Regions from separate parts of the Homo sapiens genome. Here region 1 is linked to region 2. A link is a loop called in an ENCODE intact Hi-C map of the cell type or tissue named here. Cell type or tissue: CD4-positive, alpha-beta T cell. All regions are shown on one strand. Each heading gives the region's core, and the rest is flanking DNA. Links, peaks and the distances in the headings are about the cores only. Region 1 overlaps LOC105376872 (a long non-coding RNA gene). Region 2 has its middle 7.7 kb from the start of GTSCR1.

The links. Peaks named below come from ENCODE experiments on the same cell type or tissue, not always from the same donor. Only the 100,000 strongest peaks of a DNase experiment are listed, where the experiment ranks them.
Region 1: it touches region 2 in a loop (15-fold over the local background); 1 of 110 quality-filtered maps calls a loop at or near these places.

What each region holds. Positions count from the first base shown.
Region 1 is chr18:70,485,751-70,496,214 of GRCh38, forward strand. It overlaps LOC105376872 (a long non-coding RNA gene), which reads left to right. Exons shown (of 3, transcript XR_935606.3): 2 at 495-697; 3 at 4,305-5,515. Among named protein-coding and RNA genes, the nearest start is that of LINC01910, 110 kb to the left of the region's middle. In CD4-positive, alpha-beta T cell, for the core only: CTCF peaks have their summits at 4,788 (motif pointing right) and 6,163 (motif pointing left); DNase peaks (open chromatin) are centred at 4,381, 4,811 and 6,181.
Region 2 is chr18:70,653,379-70,663,842 of GRCh38, forward strand. No RefSeq gene overlaps it. Among named protein-coding and RNA genes, the nearest start is that of GTSCR1, 7.7 kb to the left of the region's middle. In CD4-positive, alpha-beta T cell, for the core only: no CTCF peak of the experiment used is centred there; a DNase peak (open chromatin) is centred at 5,823; H3K27ac peaks cover 635 bases.

The DNA of each region.
Region 1 (10,464 bases), core at 2,767-6,766, 170 kb before region 2:
AATATGTTCAATGAACAAGGGCTTTTATATAAAAATAAAGTGATTCCACCAATAGTCAGTGTTTATTCAAAGAGAAAGGTTCATAGTCAACAACATGACTCTGGTTGTTAAAGGAAATAGTGAAAATTGCGGAGAAGATAAAATCTTAGACATAAGGTGTTTTTTATTTACAGTATTTTGAGTGAGGGAGTGGGCTATGAAACTGCATTTAAAAACACCAAAATACATTGCTAATAGAAAAGCTGTTTGCATAAATTTACACGGAGGTAAAATCACTTCTTCATGTTGTTGATAAAACCGGTAAAGATGATTTTGTGATATGTGGTGGTTTGGGAATATATTACTATTTGGCCTAGCCTGAACCTGTCACCTACAACTGAATGATTACAGTTTTCACCATTGAGGTTGTAATATTAGGAATTATTAGAGACCAAACTTGGGCACACTGGGAGCTTAACTCTTTTCCATACTTGATGATTTTCTTCACTACTCAGAAAATGAAATCAATGAGATGTTACTGGGAATATTTATAAACCACATCCTAATGCTGCCACAGATAATGAAAGAATACTTCGCAGAGTCAAGTCAATCCAAGAGAGGATGAGGAATTTATTTTCCATGATTTCCTAAATTTACATAACTCAAACTTCCAGCTTTTGAATCTGAGAGGCCTTCCATTTAGCATCTCTCCAATCCTGTAAGTGATTTTTCATAGCAATTTCTGTACAACTTCTGCATCCATGATCATGATTAAGCTGAATGTATAGAACTAGCTGAGAGTCACCAGTCACTGACTCCCAAGAGGACCATGAATTTGTATCAGAAGGTTCTATTTACCAAATGTAGAGTAACTAGCTGTCCTGTGAATCGGGCAGTCTACTGGACTGGATTTCATGCTTTTCAATGGCAGGAAAGAGAGATTATTTCACAATTAATGTTAGTCTTAAATATTGTTATAACTTTTCTTAAGATTGTACTAAACATGGCAGTCCCTATATGCACCAAAAACCCATTAACAGTGTGCAGATGTCTGAAGTGTGAGAAGCACCGTTCACAACTGTTATTTCCAAATGGTGAGTATGACAGCAGGAAAACTATGGTTTATATTACACTTTAAGCATTTCTGTTTTGTATTTGATTTGTAATGTGCACAGTATTGAGTACAGTGATAAGTCTATACGCTTATGTGAATATACATAGAATGCAAGTACATGCTTAAAAGTTTTTTTATGGTAGGGACCCATAATCAAAAAGTTTGAACACTTATAGGGTTTGCAGGTGTGTCCCCACCTGAATTTCATATTGAAATGTTATCCCCAAGGCTGGAGGTGGGGCCTGGTGGGAAATGATTAGATCTTGGGGGTGGATTTCACATAAATGGTTTAGTACCATCCCCTTTGTGCTGTCCTCGTGGCAGGTGAATTCTCCTGAGATCTGGGTGTTTAAAAGTGTGTGGCACCTCACACTCTCTGTTGCTCTTGCTCCTGCTCCTGCCATATGAGAGGTCTGCTCCTCTTTCGCCTTCTGCCATGACTATAAGCATCCTGAGGCCTCCCCAGAATCTGAGCAGACGTCGACACCATGTTCAATCGTGTCCTCTACAACCTGCAGAACTGTGAGCCAATTAAACCTCTTTTCTTTATAAATGACCAGTCTCAGGTATTTCTTTATGGCAATGCAACAATGGCCTAATACAAAGACTGTTGATAAACTCATCTGAAATAATTTGTGTACACTCCTATGTTGTCAGCACGGTTTGCTTCTTTTAAATCATTGAAAAGTGGTGCTCAAACCTCATCAGTTTTTCAGCCCATCTAACTTTGAGTTTTACCTGGATAGAGACACCTTTAGGAAAGACTCATGCGCTGCTGGTCACAGGTATCCACAGGTGACCAGTGCAGCTGTTCCACACCCCAGCAGTGGCCTCACGGGCTTTCAGGGGCTTCTCTGTAAGCTGTGCTGGAGAAACACTCTCATTCTCAGGAGGATCCTGGGCGTTTGCTGAGTGTAGTGATCTACCTAGGAGCAATCGAGGATGTCTGACCCAGAGTCATTGTACTGCCTTTCAAGACCCCTGATCTGGTTGGCACCTCTGCTGAGAAGGCTCCACTCCCAAGGGAGTAGGGGCAGGGAGGGGCGGGCAGCCTTGCCTAGAGTCTAGGATCCAGTTCTCATTCTCCAGTCACCACGAGCCCCTGCCTGGGGAGCCAAGTGCTCATCTTCTCAGTCCGAACATCTTTGCACCCTCTTTGCTGTGTCTGACAAGTTAGAAGCTAGACAGAGGGACTTTATTGTTAACTGCACATATGCAATTCACATTGCAGATGAAACTGCTGGAAATGTTTATTTTTAAATATAGTTTTGTTTTTAAATAGAGACAGGGTCTCAGCATGTTGCCCAGGGTTTTTTCCAGCTCCTAGCCTCAAGCCATCCTCCCATCTCAGCCTCCCAAAATGCAGTTTTTCAAATTTATTTTTGAAACAGTAATATAACGATATGGCCAAAAATGAACAAGAAGTGCCAGAGTATATTCTATACAGTGCAACTCAGTCTCCTCCCAGCCATATTTCCCAGAGGTCCTTCTACACTTTTCCAGAGTGAAGCTGTTGATAAACAAACACATATATGTTCTTTGTAAACCCAAGATGAGAGTGTATGATCATCTTCATTCTGCACATTTTTCCAATAAACAATGTCTCAGCAATCTTTCTGAATTAGTATATATAATCCTACTCTCACTTTAAATGTTGGTACACTGTAAATATTGGTGTACTATTATTTCTTTCTTTCTCTCTCTCTCTTTCTTTCTTTCTTTTTTTTTTTTTTTGAGAGACACGGTCTTGCTGTGTCGCCCAGGCTAGAGTGCAGTGGCACAATCTCAGCTCACTGCAATCTCTGCCTCCCAGGTTCAAGCAATTCTCCTGCCTGAGCCTCCCAAGTAGCTGGGATTACAGGCTCATACCATCATGCCTGGCTAATTTTTGTATTTTTAGTAGAGACAGGGTTTTGCCATGTTAGCCAGGCTGGTCTCGAACTCCTGACCTCAAGTGATCCACCTACCTTGGCCTCCCAAAGTGCTGGGATTACAGACATGAGCCACCGCGTCCAGCCCATGATTTCTTTATTCAGCCTGCACTCATGGACATTTAGGTTGTTCCCAGATATTTTTTTTTTTTGCTATTAAAAATGAGAATGCTATGAATTTCCTTGTATCAATGGGAATAGATGTGTAGGGAAAATGCCTAGACATGGCTGGGCGTGTGTGTAAGGTGCATTATGATAGATATTGCCAAACTGTTCTGTGTGAAAGTTGTAGAATCAAGTTTTCTTGCCAACAGCATATTAGAGGGGTCATTTGCTTTAATACACAAAGTTTATAAAATATTTTTAGTTTTACCTATTTGATAGTTGTTAGATTAATTAGGTATAATAGTTGCATTTTATTATTAGTGAGGTTGACTATATTGACACGTGCTTAGACACAATCTCCTTCCTTTCTTGAAAATTGCTCACGTGTGTCGTATTAGGTTGTTAGCATTAACTTTCTTACTGGTTTGTATAAATACTTTTTAAATAGTAAGGACTGTAGCCTTTCCATATGTGTTGCAGATACTTTTCCCAGTTTGTTACTTGTATTTTGACATTTAGGTAATGCTGTTTTGCAGAGTAAAGGCTTGTTATTTATTGTAGTCAAATTGCACAATTTTATCTTTATAATTACTAGGTTTTGTTTATCACCTGAAAGGCTTCCTGGTATATTGCTTAAATATTCATTGACAAAGATTTAGTTAAGCTTTCTGTCTTCCCAGTGCTCTTACAGCACCTGGAAAGATGTGAATTTCAAGGATTTATTAAAATGACTGCTTTTGTTTTACTCCGGATAAAACCGAATCAGTTTGAACCCTACAGAGGAGCCCAGAATGATTTCTCTTTGTCTCAGAGGCCTGCCTTTCTCTCTCTGTCTCAGAGGTTTGCCTCCACCTCCCCTGAACCTTGGCCCAGAAGTTTGCCTTCTCTCTCTTCCTTCCCCCTTCTTAGTGGCCTCTGAACCCAAGAATCTGTCCTGGAAGCCAAATGGAAATTCTACACAGAAGCCCGTCTAAGTCTTAGCAGCAATGTTGTACTCGTTTTCTTCTTTAAAATTAATGAATACACAGCCAGAGGTTTATTATGCCACACACATTGTGTTCACCACTCTTCATGATTAAAAGTCTCACTTCTGGGGTCCAGGACAACTTCCTAAATTCATCACCGGGAACTGCATTGCAACATTGCTGATTCTGGCCCTATGATTAATTCTACAGCTTTTGAAGAAACCCAAACTGGACAGACAGTTACTGAATTTTTGTAATGTCCGAGGCTTCCAGGAGGAGTGACACATATCTCTGCTGGATGAGCTCACAGTTCCAATGAGAAGATACAAGCTGAAAGATTGCAGCAGAACTGGGAAGTGAAAGCACGGAGAGGCTGTGGGACATGGAGGAGGGGCGGTAAGATTGAGAAAGAGGTAACAGTTGGGGTGACTTTGGACCTGAGACCTGGGCAGGCATAAGAAGTCTCACTCTCTATTCCATTCTTGGCAGGGGATGTTTCTTTGTACCAGGTAGCTTTGCGCTTGTTTTGTTCCATAAAAGTAAATCTCTGTTCACTAAGGAATTATGGTAGTGAATGGTGACTCTCCGGAATTATAGGGCTAATTCCAAAATAATCTTAGTTTTATTCCCCCACATTGTAATATTAACACTTGGGAATTTTGTTTATCGCGATGTTTAATAATTTGGCCAGCAGAGGGCACTGCATACTGACAGTCTCTCCACACCAGTCGCTCAAATCCTCAAGAGTTCCCGAAGTGTTAGGCTTAACTCAGGGGTGTTTGCAAGTGCTTTGCTCTTCTGTTTCAGACATAAACATATGTCAGAAATTAAAAGAGGGTTGTGAAGCAGGAAATTAGATTAACAGTAGCATATAATTTCCCTCTATTTGTTAATAAAGAGAAAAAATATTGGTATGTACACCCATGTCTACAGGGTTTTAAATGTAGCTGTATTAATTAATGTATTAATAATATGATAACACTACTTCTTGCATAAATCAACATAACTTCTAAATTCTCTTTGAAAATATTTTTGGTTTTATATTGTGGTTTAATTCTCAATCATAAACTAAAAAGTAAAAAAACCTGATGCCTAATGTTATACTTTCTTTCAAACCTTAAGATAGATATTATTGTTTGAATAGTATCAAAATATTGTGGTTCTGCACAAATGCTTTTTATAACTTCTTACGATGATATTTTAATTTCTATTTCCACATATGGATATGAGTATTCGAAAACATTTGACGCACAATTTTCTTCTCTTCATCTCCCCATTATAAAAATGTAAAGGTGTGTTTTAAAACCCGTTTGCTCTTGGTTAAACTTGACAATGTGGAGACCCCTTTGTTAGCTGGTCCTATGAGTTAATGCACAGCCTTTGTGTTTTTCATTTAAGGAATAAACTAAACTGGTACCATCCAATGCTACTGACTTGATTTGCCATAGCCCATCTCTATGATGTAAATATGGATTCCCTGGCATTTGCAGAGTTAAGACAGTCTCCTGGGATCAAAGCCTGCATCACATAAATACAGGAGAAAAGCTACTAAAAATTTCTTACAGTAGGAAAACACTCAAGAAGGTTTTTATATTAAAAATCCCTTATCCCAAAAACTGTAGGCTGTGTTCTGATGATGTATTACTAATTTATCAGATATATTTAATGACAGTTTGTAACATGTTCCTACTAAGTGAAGGAACGGTGCTCTGATAAGCACTGGGCAGAATTGAAGAAGTATGACATTCTCTGATCACTTAATCCATGCTCAATTTGACTAGCAATTTTATTTAGGTTTATTGCTTGCTATATAATATACTTAGTTGTATAAGTAAGATACAGATTAATAGTATTTAAATATTACTTTGGAAGCTTTTAAGGGAAATAATTCTAATTCTGAATAATACTAAATAGCTCTGCAGCATGTTGGGATTTAAATATAGATTCAGTCACTACTGTAGATTAAGTCATGATTTGTCTTTTAAAATTGGAAAGCGAGTTAACTTTTGCCCATTGGTTCTCTTTGCAGTGAGTGACCGCCTGGGTACCTGTGGGCATCTGCATTCCACATTGTGTCTGCAGTGCCCTCTTGTGGCCATGCATCTTTATGCAGATAGAGTCTTCCTCTACTACTATCTTTTGGGGCTTCTTCCATTTCGCTTTGCATTGGTGAGGCTACTGGAATAGGACTTACTTGAGCCCGGTTCATTATCTACAAGTAGGATATTGGTACCAGACAGCACTAGGAAGACTAATACAATCTTGGAGGAGGTACTTCATAGCTTGATGTTCTAAAGATTAGCTTTAAGTCATTACATTTTTGGTCATTTATTTAAAGTGATTATTCCTCATAAAATATGGTTATTATCAAAGAGCCTTTCTCCATTTGTCCCAGATCAACAATGACTGGTAAGAGGTTCAGTACAGAAGAGTCATCATATACAGTCCTAACCACCTCTGGCCTGATCTATTTTACACTGGGGCATGACTGGCATTGACTCCAGTCTTCCACGGCCTAAATAAGATTAGTACTCTGAACACAGTAAGAACTTTGTGATTCCACCTCAGTTCCACCCAAGGCAAGGGGAATACTTCCCCCATTTCACAGACGTTTATATGGTGTCTTTTAGGGAAGAGGCAAAACACAGATTGTTATGGTTAAGACCTGAGTTCTGTAGTCAAACCTAGGCCAGCCCATAGCAAACTTTGTGAATCCAGGCAAAGAATTCAACTTTACTGCCTTCATTTTATCATCTGCATACTGGGGAGAGTAACAGGTTGCTCTGAAGATTAAGTGCCAACAGGCCTGTGAAACATTGAACAGTCATTATTAGTTACTGGTGCTAAAATGCAATTGGTGCTAAAATGGGACTTTTCTATACATTTTTTGATTTTAAATTAATAGACTTTAGTTTTTAGAACCATTTTAGGTTTACAGAAACATTGAACAAATAGTACAGAGATTTGTCATCTATTCTTCCTTGTACAGTTTCTTCTATTAACATCTTCCACTAATATGAGACATTTGTTATAATTCATGAACAAATATTAATACATGGTTATTAACTAAAGTCCATAGTTTACTCTGGGTGTTGTATACTCTGTGGGTTTTGATGTGACTAATGACATATATCCACCACTGTAATATTATACAGAATATTTTCATTGCCCTAAAAATCCTCTGTGTTCTGCCTGTTCATCCCTGCCTCTCTGCTGCTCCTGGCAGCCCCTGATCCTTTTACTCTCTGGATAGTTTTGCCTTTTCCCGAATATTGTACAGTTGGAGTCATGCAGGATAAAGGCCTTTCTGGCTGCCTCCCTTCATTTAGAAATTTGCATTTAAGTTTCCTCCATGTCTTTTCGTGGGTTGATAGCTAATTTCTTGTTATTTTTGAATAATATTTCATTGTCTGGCTGTACCACAGTCTGTCCACTCACCTTTATTCCTATAGTATTTTAACTGCTTCCTTTCCTGTGGCGCCCACTACTGTGAGCCAATGGAGGAAGAATGCTGCAGTACATCCAGTACTATAGCCTTAGAATCTGGGACAATACTCGTTAAATAATAGCTCTTCAATAAGTATTTGTCTAAGTAAGAGAAGTTGAAAGAAAGAACTTTTGAATTGGCCACAGTAGCATTTATTTTGGTAGTGGTGCTAAGGGACAGGGCTTCCAAAGGGCTGTCAAAAGTGAATCCAGTTATTAGTCTGCTTTCTTCTTGGAACCTGAAGGGCTTGGTGATCCTGGGAGCACACTCCCTGCTGCGGAGCCTACGGTGCAGCAACACACTTCCCAGGGAGCTGCACTGGGCCACGGACACGCGTCAGTGGGCATGCCAGCTGGACGTGTATTTCCAGCCGTTCTAGCAACTTCTGCTGTCAGGAGGGACCCCTGTGTTCCTCGGAAGATGGCTCAGTGGTGACTGTCATATCTCTGCCTAGAGAAGAGTTAGTGTGGTCGGGGGATGTGGAGAAGAACTGGCATAGGATGTGATCAGTCATAGTTCCCTGGGGATCCTTATAAATCCATCTGTAAACCATCGAGTGTTTATGGATAAAATCATGGCAGTAAAGTATTTATTATTTAATGACTGCTGCAGGGGAAGTTTTAGAATTTTCACTGGCAAGGTAAGGGAGTATAATTTGTGTTGTAGGTGGTGGTGAAGGTTACTCCTAAAATCAACATTATAAGCTTAAAAAAAAAGAGAAAGGAAGAATAGTGTTTGGTATAAAAGTGACCTGAAAGAAAACTGTCTGAAAGGTTTTTGTTAACAGAGGAAAAATGTTTCTTCCATGGACTCATGTGTTCAGAGAAATTGTTCAATTCAAGGAGAGAAAAAGATTCAATATACAATTATTCTTACTCAATTGTTTTTTTTTTTTTTAAGAGACATGGTCTCACTTTGTTGCCCAGGCTGGAGTGCGGTGTCATGATCATAGCTCACTGTGGCCTTGAACTCTTGGGCTCAACTGATCCTCCTCCCTCAGCCTCCTGAGTAGCTGGGACCAAGGCATGTGCTACCATGCATGGCTAATTTTTTTCTTTTAATTTTTTTGTTTTTAGAGATGGGGTTTTGCTTTGTTGCCCAAGCTGCTCTTGAATTCCTGGGCTCAAGAGATCCTCCCACTTTGGCCTCCCAAAGTGCTGGAATTACAGGCGTGAGCCACCTCACCAGGCCAATTTGTTGTAAATTGAAAAACAGAGGATCAGAGATCCATTCTGTGGCAGGGCATCATAAGGAGAGGCCTGCCCTTGAAAGACCTGTCCCAGCAGCTCAGAGTTCATGTGGGGAGGGCTCAAGGCAATTTTCAATCAATCAGTTATGAACTGGGTTGTTTTAGGCACCTCCTCCTATTCACCCTGGTGGTGATAGAGGGTTTCCCACCCTAGGGTTGTAGAGATGGCCAAACCCACGGCACCTGACACCGGACAGGTGTCCAGCAGGGGATGGGGGAGGTAGGCTTTGTAGTAACAAGAGGAGGAGGATGTGATTGGATGGGGGAGGTAGGCTTTGTAGTAACAAGAGGAGGAGGATGTGATTGGCTTGTTTGGATAACTCCATGGGTTGGCAGGAAACTGAAGCCCGCTACTCAGGGATATATGTGGTCCCATGATAAGGAGTGTCCTTTAGCTAGGGTATTTTTCCCACAGGAGGGAGGGAACTTGAGGTAAGGCCATTGAAGGCCCTCCTGGTTTCCCAGATGTCAAGACAGCATACAAAACTGCATCTTAATTTTAGGCCTTACACCCATGTGTGGGTTAGGGATGTCAAAGGGAGAGTAGCATGTGGAGGCTAATAAATTAAAAATAATTAAATGAGCCAGACGTGGTGGCTCACACCTGTTATCCCAGCACTTTGGGAGGCCGAGGCAGGCGGATCACGAGGTCAGGAGATCGAGACCATCCTGGCTAACACAGTGAAACCCTGTTTCTACTAAAAATACAAAAAATTAGCCGGGCATGGTGGCAGGCGCCTGTAGTCCCAGCCACTTGGGAGGCTGAGGCAGGACAATGGCATGAACCTGGGAGGCGGAGCTTGCAGTGAGCTGATATCACACCACTGCACTCCAGCCTGGGCAACAGAGCGAGACTCTAAAAAATAAATAAATAAATAAATGGCTAGCCAAAGTAACCAGATTCCTTTTTTTCCTCCTTATAAGAGGCAGCCTACATTTAAGGAACAGTTCCACTGTGCTCTCTGAGTCACTTTCTTTGAACTTCATCATGGAGTATTCATAAGAGGCACACAGCTCACCCACCAGGGCAAATGAAGGGAAAAGTTCCAAAGAGGTGCTTCATGCCCCATAGCAGGTAATTTCTGAGCAGTGAATGTTTAGCGTCCCAGACATGAAATTTTAAATTTGGTTTTATACAAGGGTCCCAGGTACCTTCATACACCCACATATTTTTTAGCAAGCTTGTGCATGTGGGCCACAAAGCACAGAATGATTTCTTTCTGCAGACTAGATATGGAGTTTTTATTTATTTTTAATAATTTATTTTATCCTCTGGTGGGATTTTGTATATACTAGTGGATATTCTCCAAAGGCACATACACACAGAGGACATATTTACATGATAATTGCTCAGGTAGACAGGTGTGATGCTTGTACTCATTGAATATGGTGTGACTAATTTATTCCATCATGTCAAAGATCACTGTTGATACGAAGTTCTATTTATTGTCTTTGAGTGTGTTTTATACTATGCTGGGTTATCTGATTTTTATTTTTATTCCTGGGCATTGCTCTATTTTCTTCCAAGGGCCCACCAAATGAGATAGAGGTAAATGTCTAGGTCTGTATTCTCAGATTTTGCTACAGAAAATTATGTATTTTCTAGATTTTCTTTCCAGAGACCCTTAAGACCA
Region 2 (10,464 bases), core at 3,810-7,809:
TTACAGCCTCAATATTCTTTTCTTCAACATTTTGTGGTATAGAAGAATTTCCTTTCACCAATGGATTTTTATCCTTTGAAAATATGAAGGACTGCTGTTTTAGCAAGTCAAAATGTTACCTGGGAATGATCAATGGTTATGATTTACCATCTTGTATTACTGGTGAAAAAAATGGAAAATTTGAAAGATGCATGTATTTTTTAAATTAGTTAATTACATTTGGATAGTCTTATAATAGTGAATCATTTTGCTGGAAATGATATAGTAGTATTCATTCCCTTTATCTTAGATTGCATTTAGGTCTTTGAAATATTGCTCCACATATGAATTGAATTTTTTGGGGGTGAAGTTTCTTCTAAAAGTTATCTGCCTCATTTATTTGCAAAGCATTTGTTGAATGTTTATTATAAGTGAGGCACTAGGTAGGGAAAAACATGGATAAGAAGATATGAGACCTGCCCATTGGTTTATCAGCAAGATAAGTTATTGCAGACTTCCTCTTCTAGCAAATTTGGTGGATATTTACAGTGAGTGAACTTGATCACAGTAAACTGCTTTTGCAAGCCTGGTGAGAAAACTGATCCACAAATTATGTAATGTAAGGGATAGCTAAAAGCCATGATATCAGTTTTAATAAGTAGTAGAAAAAGCATTAATTGTGTTAACAAGGTGGCATTAGTTGTATTACAATCCATATGGACCTTGGTTTGCATAGGCCCCGTGTAAATAGCTGGAATTAGAATTCTTAAATTTCTGGAATTAGAACTCTTACTGGTCTGTAAATTGGGTCAACTGGAACTCCTTCAAAATCTACTGGAAATGTTGGGGTATGAATTTCAGATGAAAGAAAGGGAAGAATTTTTTTTAATTGATTGTCTATGCAGCTGGTAGTTATGTGTTTTATATACATTTACTATTTATATTGTCAGTTGGGTAATATTTTCTCCATTTCAGATGAAGAAGCTGAGGTTTAGGGTGCCCAAGTACTCTTGTTGTAACTTGGGTGAACTTGAAAGTGACCCATGTCGGCTGGGAGGGGTGGCGGTTCTGAGAGTCAGGGAGGTGCACTGGACAGAGAATCCTCTGTGTCCAAGATTGTGTTCTACATTTTATGAGGATTTAATAAACACAAATAAAATACAATGCAGGCTAAAACTGAACTTGATACAGTTCCTTCTCAGCCTCATCTTCCACTATATTTCATATCCTCATTGAATATCATCTACTTGTCTTCTATCCTAGAAACAAGCATCATGATCATCATATTCAGCTTCTATTTTATTTATTCAATACTCAACAGGGGACAGACATGTTATATATTGTGTCATTTAGTATTTACAACTACTGAGCATTCTCATTTATTCCTATTTCATATTGGATGAAACTCAGGTTTAGGAAAGAAAAATCACTTGTTCAAAACCTCAGTTAGTGAGCAGAAAGATCACGACTCAGACTCAGGTGTACCTCACCCAAAGCCCAGGTTTTGTATAGTGCAGTAATTGCTTCCTATCTGGTCAAAAATTTATGTCGCTTGAGCTTCTGAATATCTTTCTGGGCTTTCTCCCCCTATTATTTTTTACTTTTTATTTTTATTTTTTGGTGGAGTATCACTCTGTTGCCGAGGCTGAAGTGCAATAGCACGATCTCAGCTCACTCCAACCTCCGTCTCCCGGGTTCAAGCGATTCTCCTGCCTCAGCCTCATGAGTAGGTGGGACTACAGGCACGTGCCACCATGCCCGGCTGGTTTCTGTATTTTTAGTAGAGTCGGGGTTTCACTATGTTGGCCAGGATGGTCTTGACCTTTTGACCTCAGGTGATCTGCCTGCCTCGGCCTCCCAACGTGATGGGATTACAGGCGTGAGCCACCACACCTGGCCTTCCCCCTATTTTTATTGCAGCTGCCTTGGCCTGCATTATCTGTCCCTTGGTGGAGTTATCTTTCTAACTCTGGTTCTTCCTCCATGTCTGTAGCTCACCTTTTGCCATTTCCCACTCAAAACTCTCAGATGGCATCATATTAGGGTGCATTCTGAGCTAATGATTCTTTAGCTGGCAAGGAAAATGCATGTCTGAATAAAGGTATAGAGTGGTTTGAGAAATTTTACTCAATTGGATTAATTTATATTTTATACAAGTAAAATCTTACACAATTTCATTATACAAATTAAATAAAACACTAAATGCTAAATAAAAACAAAAGAAGTAATGCTTGGCAACATTTTCATGGCAAGTGGAAATATGCTCAGTGTAGAATGAGAAAATATTTGATGTAAACCCTACTATTACAAAGACTGTGTCATGTTTGTTAATTATGGATAAAGATCTTATGCATCTACAAGTTGACTGATTTAAGGCAGGCAGTTACTGTGGGCCAGTTGGCTGCCCACCCAATGTTTATGCTACAATTTTTTTTTTTTTTGAGGTGGAGTCTTGCTCTGTTGCCCAGGCTGGAGTGCAGTGGCACGATCTCGGCTCACTGCAAGCTCCGCCTCCCGGGTTCACCATTCTCCTGCCTCAGCCTCCCAAGTAGCTGGGATTACAGGCGCCCACCACCATGCCCGGCTAATTTTTTTTTTTTTTTTGTATTTTTAGTGGAGGCGGGGTTTCACCATGTTAGCCGGGATGGTCTTGATCTCCCGACCTCATGATCCACCTGCCTCGGCCTCCCAAAGTGCTGGGATTATAGTCATGAGCTGCTGCACCCGGCCTATGCTACAATTCTTTCTTGCTAACAAAATTCCAGTGTTGTTCATGTGGCAAAGTGCTTGAATTTGGTAGATAAATCATGGTGAGTCTCAGAGAATGCTAGTAATTCTAGTTCCCTTTGACAGTGATTGTCCTAGGGGGCCATATGACCCAGTTCTGGGCAGTGATCTATGAAGTCCTCTGGGCTTCTCTAGAAAAATATTTCTTCTTGAGAGAAATATTGTAATTCTGTAATGAGAAAATCTATTCTTTTGACTGCTCCTTTGCTTCCTGTGTTGGGAATGATGGCTGGAGGTATGGCAGCTATCTTGTGACAGTGAGGATTCAAGCCTGAGGACAAAGCCAACACCCTAAAACAGAAGGTTGAAGGAGCCTAGGTTTGATGGCTTTGAACCATTGAATCAACTCTGTGACTGCCAATCAAATGGCTTCTTTTTAGCAAATTATAAATATTCCTATGCACATAACCACCATTAATCCAGTTTTTAAAAAATTATTTCTATTGAAATTTACTATTTCTATTCTAACTGGGTACATGTAAAGCATCTCTGAACCCTGAGAAGCGTATTGTATTTTATTCCATCTTCCCCAGGAGTTAGTTTTCATCCTTGGCTTTGCTAGCTAAATACCAGAAGATTGTCAACATAAAATAATTTATATTTAATTTTGGGCATTACCAATTGCTGGTTATTAATAGACTGTGGTTTTAGGTATATACGAAAAGTAAATACAAAGTTTCTTTTCCATGGATCAGAAAAGAGTGCATGTTTGGAAGACTTCTACCTATCACTGGCAACAGCTAGCATGATTTCTCTTCTGTAAGAGTGACGGGTCATTATTCCTATTTTCCTCTTGTTCTTTTAGGTGGCTGATAATGGAAATATACAGTTCAAAAACTTTCAAAGCTTATATCCAGTATTGATTCACATGTATTGAAAAGAAAAGGATTGTGGTTTTGGGAATATTTTAGTCTAAAAATTCTACACAATAATATTGCATCACCCTCTTGACTACTTGAACACTATTGAAGTCATACTTGTGCAAACCCCATTTAAAGGTATAATTTGAGAACTTACACTTCCAATTACAAATAATTTTTAAATGCCACATTTCTGAGGAAACCTCATAAAAATATTTATTATAATGGCTTCCAAATTTTACCTGCAGTGAAAATTGAGAAGAAATTCCAGAATATGAATTTATCTGGATATATAGTTGTGTTAGTCAGGGAGTTTTAGACTGCAGTGAGCCGCGATCACACTACTGCACTTCAGCCTGGGCAACAGAGACCCTGTCTCAAAGAAAAAAAAATCCTAGATATTTTTGTAAGGTATGTTTTAGATGAAGCTAACAGTTAACCAGTAGACTTTGAGTAAAGCAGATTACTCTTTATAAGTAGATAGGCCTCATATAATCAGTTAAAGGCCTGAATAGAACAAAGACTAACCTCCCTCAAAGAAAAGAGGGAATTCTGACAGCAGATGGCCTTCAGGCTCGAACTGTGCTATCAACTCTTCCTGGGCTTCCAGCTGCCAGCCTACTCTGCATATTTCAGACTTGCCAGCCTCCAAAATTGCAAGCCAATTTCTTGAAAAAGATCAAAATTTATATATAGACATACACATGCACACCGACAAACACAGACACACATGCACACATAGACACACATACACACACACACACACACAAACACACACACACACACACACACACACACACACACGCTATTGGTTCTATTTCTAGTGGTTAAATGTCTCAAACTCCTGGGTTCAGGCAATCCTCCTGCCTCAGCCTCTTGAGTAGCTGGGATCACAGGCATGGACCACTATGCCCAGCTAATTTTAAATTTTTTTTTTTGTAGAGATTGGGTCTTGCCATGTTGCATAGGCCGGTCTTGAATCCTGTACTCAAGCAATCCTCCCACCTCAGCCTCCCAAAGTGCAGGGATTCCAGGTGTGAGCTGCCATGCTTGGCCTTGGATAATTTTTGACCAACTGTTTGGGTACCAAGGCTGAGCCAAGTTGACACATAAAATCAATCATCACAATGTCCACCACTGAATTAATAATTTAGCATATCAAAATGTAGGATATGCCAGGAATGACATTATTACTCTTATGTTACTTATTGTGATGAATTTTATAGCAAAGCAGTTTTTTCCCAACTACTAGTGTATGTATAGCATATGTGGTTAAAAAAATCTGTAGAAAAATGTCTGATTTTTTCTCAAGTCTTGAAGATTACAATAAAGCTGATGATAGCTTTGCAGCTGAATAAAATTCTTTGATGTAATGAATTAATTTAGAAAAAAGCTGATTGGAGCATGAGCTGGTAAAATGCCAGCTATGCTAGCTTTGTAATAGGGATTTCTGGTGGAAAGTCGAAGGAAACAAGTTCTTTCAGGAATGTATTAGATCATTTGTTACCAAATTTTAGCTTTGAAAACCCTGTTTAGTGATCCAGGGTGAGAGTCCATTGTGAGTAATGCAGTTAATTAAAAACTGTTGATTAGTAGATTGTTCAAATTGCAATGTGAGGATCCTGAATGACAAATAGAATTTGCTTATTTTCCACAATGATGCCATTTGAATGTCTATCAGAATTTTAAAACTTCAGATTATGAATATCGTCCCATATCGTCCCACTGGACCTGAACATTTTTAAAGTGAAGCTCTTTTTGCACTGTGTTTGGGAATTTCTTCTGAAGATGCTTTCCATATTCTAGGCAGGGAAAAATATGAAACCAATAACTTACTCATTTTAGAATGGAGATGATGAATATATTTTGTCCCAAAGTATTATAAATCAAAAGGCAAGTCCTTGAGAAGAATATTCTGATTTATGTAGCTATTCCCTCTAAGTAAGATAATAGTTTAACCAATGGTACTTAGAATGTTTGTACTCAGCAAGAGTCTTAGAAATAAATCATCAATGTGATTGACACACTTTTCCTTGGCTGGTTTACTGGTTCAGTGAGAATTTCGTTCTGCTTTTTTAGACAGTCAAGAAGGGCAGGCACTATTTTAAAAAAATGTAGCCCTGCTACATACTACTGTGACTGATAGAACAATTTTCCCACGAGCAAGATTCACTGACGCACAGCTCCCTACCCCCATGTTTGCTTGTGGTTGATAAGACGACATCCGCACAGCTGAGCCCTGTTCTAGGAGGAGCTATTAACACGGATTCCTCCAGAAGAAATGTTCACCCAGGCTCGTGAGGACAGAGTGTGGATTAGACTGTGAGGGAACTAGGTGGCAGAACTATTCCAGGATCCATGCTTCAGGCTCATCCATTCTATGCACTACTTCTTTTTCTTTCGTAAAGATCTAATGTTTTTTATATATATATACACACATATACATATATGTATAAATTATACACACACACACACAGAGACATGCACACACACACACATATATATTTAATTTGGTGAACCACAAAGCTTGACTCAGGGGACCTGGAATAGACTGCTTATACATTATTGAAATTAGCTCATGGAAAACACGCTGCAACCTTGTCAAATAGAAATATGCTTGCCCCGATTTGCGACCTAAAGTTGCTCTGGTTTCAGAACACCAGGGAAAATTACCAAATGCTTCAAACCTCCAAAAATGATAATTTTCAAAAGAACTTAGCAAAATTGGCAAGTATATTCGAGCTTCAAATATGCTGAAACTGAAACTGATGGGAAAAAAGCCCTACAGCATCCATATATAAGCTCCAGCCCCAGCTAACAAAATCACAACACCAAATGTCTCATCCTTCAGTGAAGATCTCAAAGAGCACCCGGCTTGACAGTGGTTCAAAGGGACAAAAGCACAGCTCAGGTGGGGAAAGTGAAATCCAGGGAATGAATCCATGACCTCGCGTGCTCTGGCCGAGAAGGAAGCTTGTGCAAAACTCTCCTCAGAGATGCCCAGTTTTTGTCGCTATCCCAGAGAAGTTTAATTTTTAAAAATTAATGCTTCATTCATTTGATACAGTTAACTTCTAGAAAATCATTTTTAGGATTTGATTATGAGGTAAACGGTGTGCTCTGGTGGGCTTTGGGTATTGTCTTGTTATTTTAATTTGTATGTAATTGGGAAGTTACTCTGTGTTCATTGTCCCTATGGAAGTAAAGCAGTAGGAATGGTTCAATATTGCATGTCAGCTCTCTGTTCTCTCTTTCTTTTATGATGCATAGAATAGAAAATGTGTAGCCAGCAAAAGCAGATAATATGATTGTGTGTGTGTGTGTGTGATTCTAAAGCTACTATTCCTTTGTTTCATTTTTAGTTTGCAATATTCACATTATTTGTGCAGTTTCAATTAACATTAAAAGAAGGCAGGAGATATTTCTGTTTATCTAAGGGGTCATGGGTTAAAAGTGATTCTAAAGTCTCATCTGACAGGCAAGCCTCTTTCAAATACAGTAACTCTTCTTCACCAGTTCATTTCCCCTGCATACACATTCTCCTTGTGAGCCACACCAAAATGTGAATACACCATGTTTTGTCCCATTTCTTTGTCTTTCAATACGTTATTGTGTTTCTTTGGATATGCTCCCACCCTCATATTTCTTATAAGAACATTCTTTTTTATCTTTAAGACTGAATTCAAATAGCACCTCCTCTAAGATGGCTTCCAAGGATGCATAAACATTTAATCTTTCCTTCATCTGTGCTAACATTACTGTGTATACACCACTATTAGAATACTTGGCTTATTGTAAAGGTTTTTTAAAATACACCACAATTAAGAAAATATATTCTTCTTATAAAAGGTGAAGTAGCATGAATAAGGGTCAAATCTCTCATCACTACTCTCCATTCTTCCATTCCACGCTCTTTGGATTAACCCCTGTTCTCAGTGTGGGAATATCCCACCAGGCCACTTTTATTTCTGTACACATTTCCTGGCCCCATATAAAATGGACAGTGTTATCTTTTAGATTAACCACTCTTTGGATTAACCACTGTTCTCAGTGTGGGAATATCCCACCAGCCACTTTTATTTCTATATGCATATACATGGCCCCACATAAAATGGACAGTGTTATCTTTTGTGTGAGTTACAGAAATAACATAATAGTGCATGTGTTGTTCTACAAATTAATGATCGTGTATGTGACTTGTCTGTTAGCCTGTAAGAGAGATTCACTCACCCCATCAGATGGTGAAGAACTTTAGTTCCAAGATGATTTGTGCGTGGTCCATAAGTGTTCATATGCATGTGTGTTCGCCTGTGTGTTCTATATGTGTTCACATATGTGAATTCATATGTGTGTGAGTTCATGTACGTGCATTTGTTTTATTCCTTATGTCTTCTCTGTCCTCACCTCCCAACAGTACCTAGCCAATGACCATTGCAGAGTCAGTATTTTAACATAAGTCTATCGTAGAGATAAGTAGTATTATATATCCATGTTGCTCCTTCATGACTATAGAAAGACTTAATAGAATCAACCCAAAATTTAAGATTGAGATATTTAATGTGACCAATGAAGTATTTAATGTGTGCACTCTCAGGCAAATGACATATAAGTACTGGAGTCTCGGTAGGTGATCTTCCTCATATGTTAGATAGAAAGGAATTTCCACAGCGATATTTCCATCAAAATTACAACAAAAAACAATTATTATCATTTTTTGCCAAAATAGTTTCCTAATTCAGATTATATGGTCTGATCACAAAATGATAAATCCAGTTAATATGAATGTTTTCCTTAAGATTAGAAAGATAAAAGAAATGGTCTTTTCTTTGAAGAATAGTTGGACAATTGAGAGATATTAGTGGAGAGGAGTTTATTGAGGCCAAATAAAAAACAGATTGGTGACACATACTATTTTTCTTATTTTTAGAAAGCATATTGTGAATTATAGTCTAAAAATTAGCTCAAGTTGTCCTGGGGAAGAGGGTAGCAGGCAACTGATCATAAATATTAACCACTTCAGGATTGTATAAATGACAGTCTGTTCTCTCAAGTGCTAGAAATGCCTCTGGCAAAGAGAAAAAAAATGCCTTGGTGGCAAATTTTCTTTCAAAGAAAGGCAAAGAAAAAGCAAACTTTCCATGACTAGTCTTGTTCTTCATGTTATTTAATGCATTTCTTGGTTACTCAAGTCTCAAGGACCTCCAGTTACTTCTAATCTAAATGCAAGCAGGGTTGAACAACATCTGATTTTTCTTACTAGGGCTACCTCTCAGACCAGTGGGAAATCAAATGGCTCCTCACATATTGCTAGGGGTGTGGATTCTCTACTTGAAAAGCATATGATTTGATATCAGAAAGCATTAATTTAAATCTCAATTTTGCCACTTACTGGTTGTATGAATTTTGACAATTTATTTAACTTTTCTGCACCTCAGTTATCTCATCTGTAAAATAAGAATGATGATTTCTATGAATTCTATAACTCATGATCTTAATGCAAAGCTAGGAAATTATAACCTGGTCTTCCCACTATGTTCACGTGGTCATTACTGGCTGTGTTTTTGCCCTTCTCCTCACACCTTTCCCAAACCTGTCTGGGGACCTTTCTGACTGCTGGGTGCTCTTGGTGGGGGGTGGTCCTGGATATTTTCCAGTGGCCTCTCTACACCTACTTACCCTCTGCCCTTCTCTGCCTTGCACTGTCCCCCAGGAGTCTAACCCTTATTGGCTGCAAGGGATGCTGCTACCCTCTGGCTTCTGATAGGGCATGGCCAGTGAGAGGTGTCAGCAGGAGTTGGGAGCAAGCAAGTCAGATCTCTTATGCCACGCAGTATGGAGACCAGTACCTGGGCTCCTGACCACAGCTCTCCCTCAGGGATCCAGCGATGATGTTCCCTCCTTTACCTATCAGGCGTCTTCCTGATGGTAGACTTTCCACTCTTGCTTCACCAATGTTTGTTAGTTCTCTCTGCGTTGTAAATTCTCCTTTTATAAAACTCTTCTGAGTTACCTGTGACTATGCTGTGTCCTTCCTGCATGAACCCTGATCAGTCCGAGAGAAAGTGGGAGCAATTGAAGGAATGGCTCGGCCTCTCTCTGTCTAGACTCCACAGGCATCATAGCTACACAAAATGCATTCTGATAGCTGTTCCGAATTCTCAAATTTAGTGCACAGTGTAACAGCCTATGCCTGTAAAGGAATCTGTTTCCCAAGATCCCAGTGTATTGGACAGATTTATTTATTTCTGAAAAGTTTCTTTTGAAGTTTAATGAGAACTTTCTCTAACATTTCATAAGTAAGGAGTCAGTTATCAGAAAGCAAAAACAACACAAAACCAGAACTGGTAGAATAACGGATGTGGTCTGATAATTTTTGTATGTGCTGCCAAGATAGATGGTGATGTATCTGATTCAATCATTTCAATTTTCTTCTTGGATAGAAGAAATTAAGAATTAACTGAGAGCAGTTACAAGCTTAATTTTTGGAAAATAGTAATTTTTATAGCCAAGTGAGACTTGCAATAACCTATACTTATAAACAAATATACTTTATTTTATTATTCTTTTTTGATAATTAGCCATATGAGTTAAATTTAATCTTGAAAGAAAAATGCACCAAATTAATGAAATCTGAGCAACAGAGTTTATTGTTTAACCCCAAATTTACCTCTATCTACAATTGTTTTAAAACTTAAGAATCAACTGAGAGTAGTTACACTGAAACCATCTACATTTGGTTTCTTGATGAATCTGTTAGGTGTTTTTAGAATTTTTTTAAATGGTAAGATGAAAGTTAGCATATAGCACCTGACAATACACCAACTAATGTTTAGGGAAT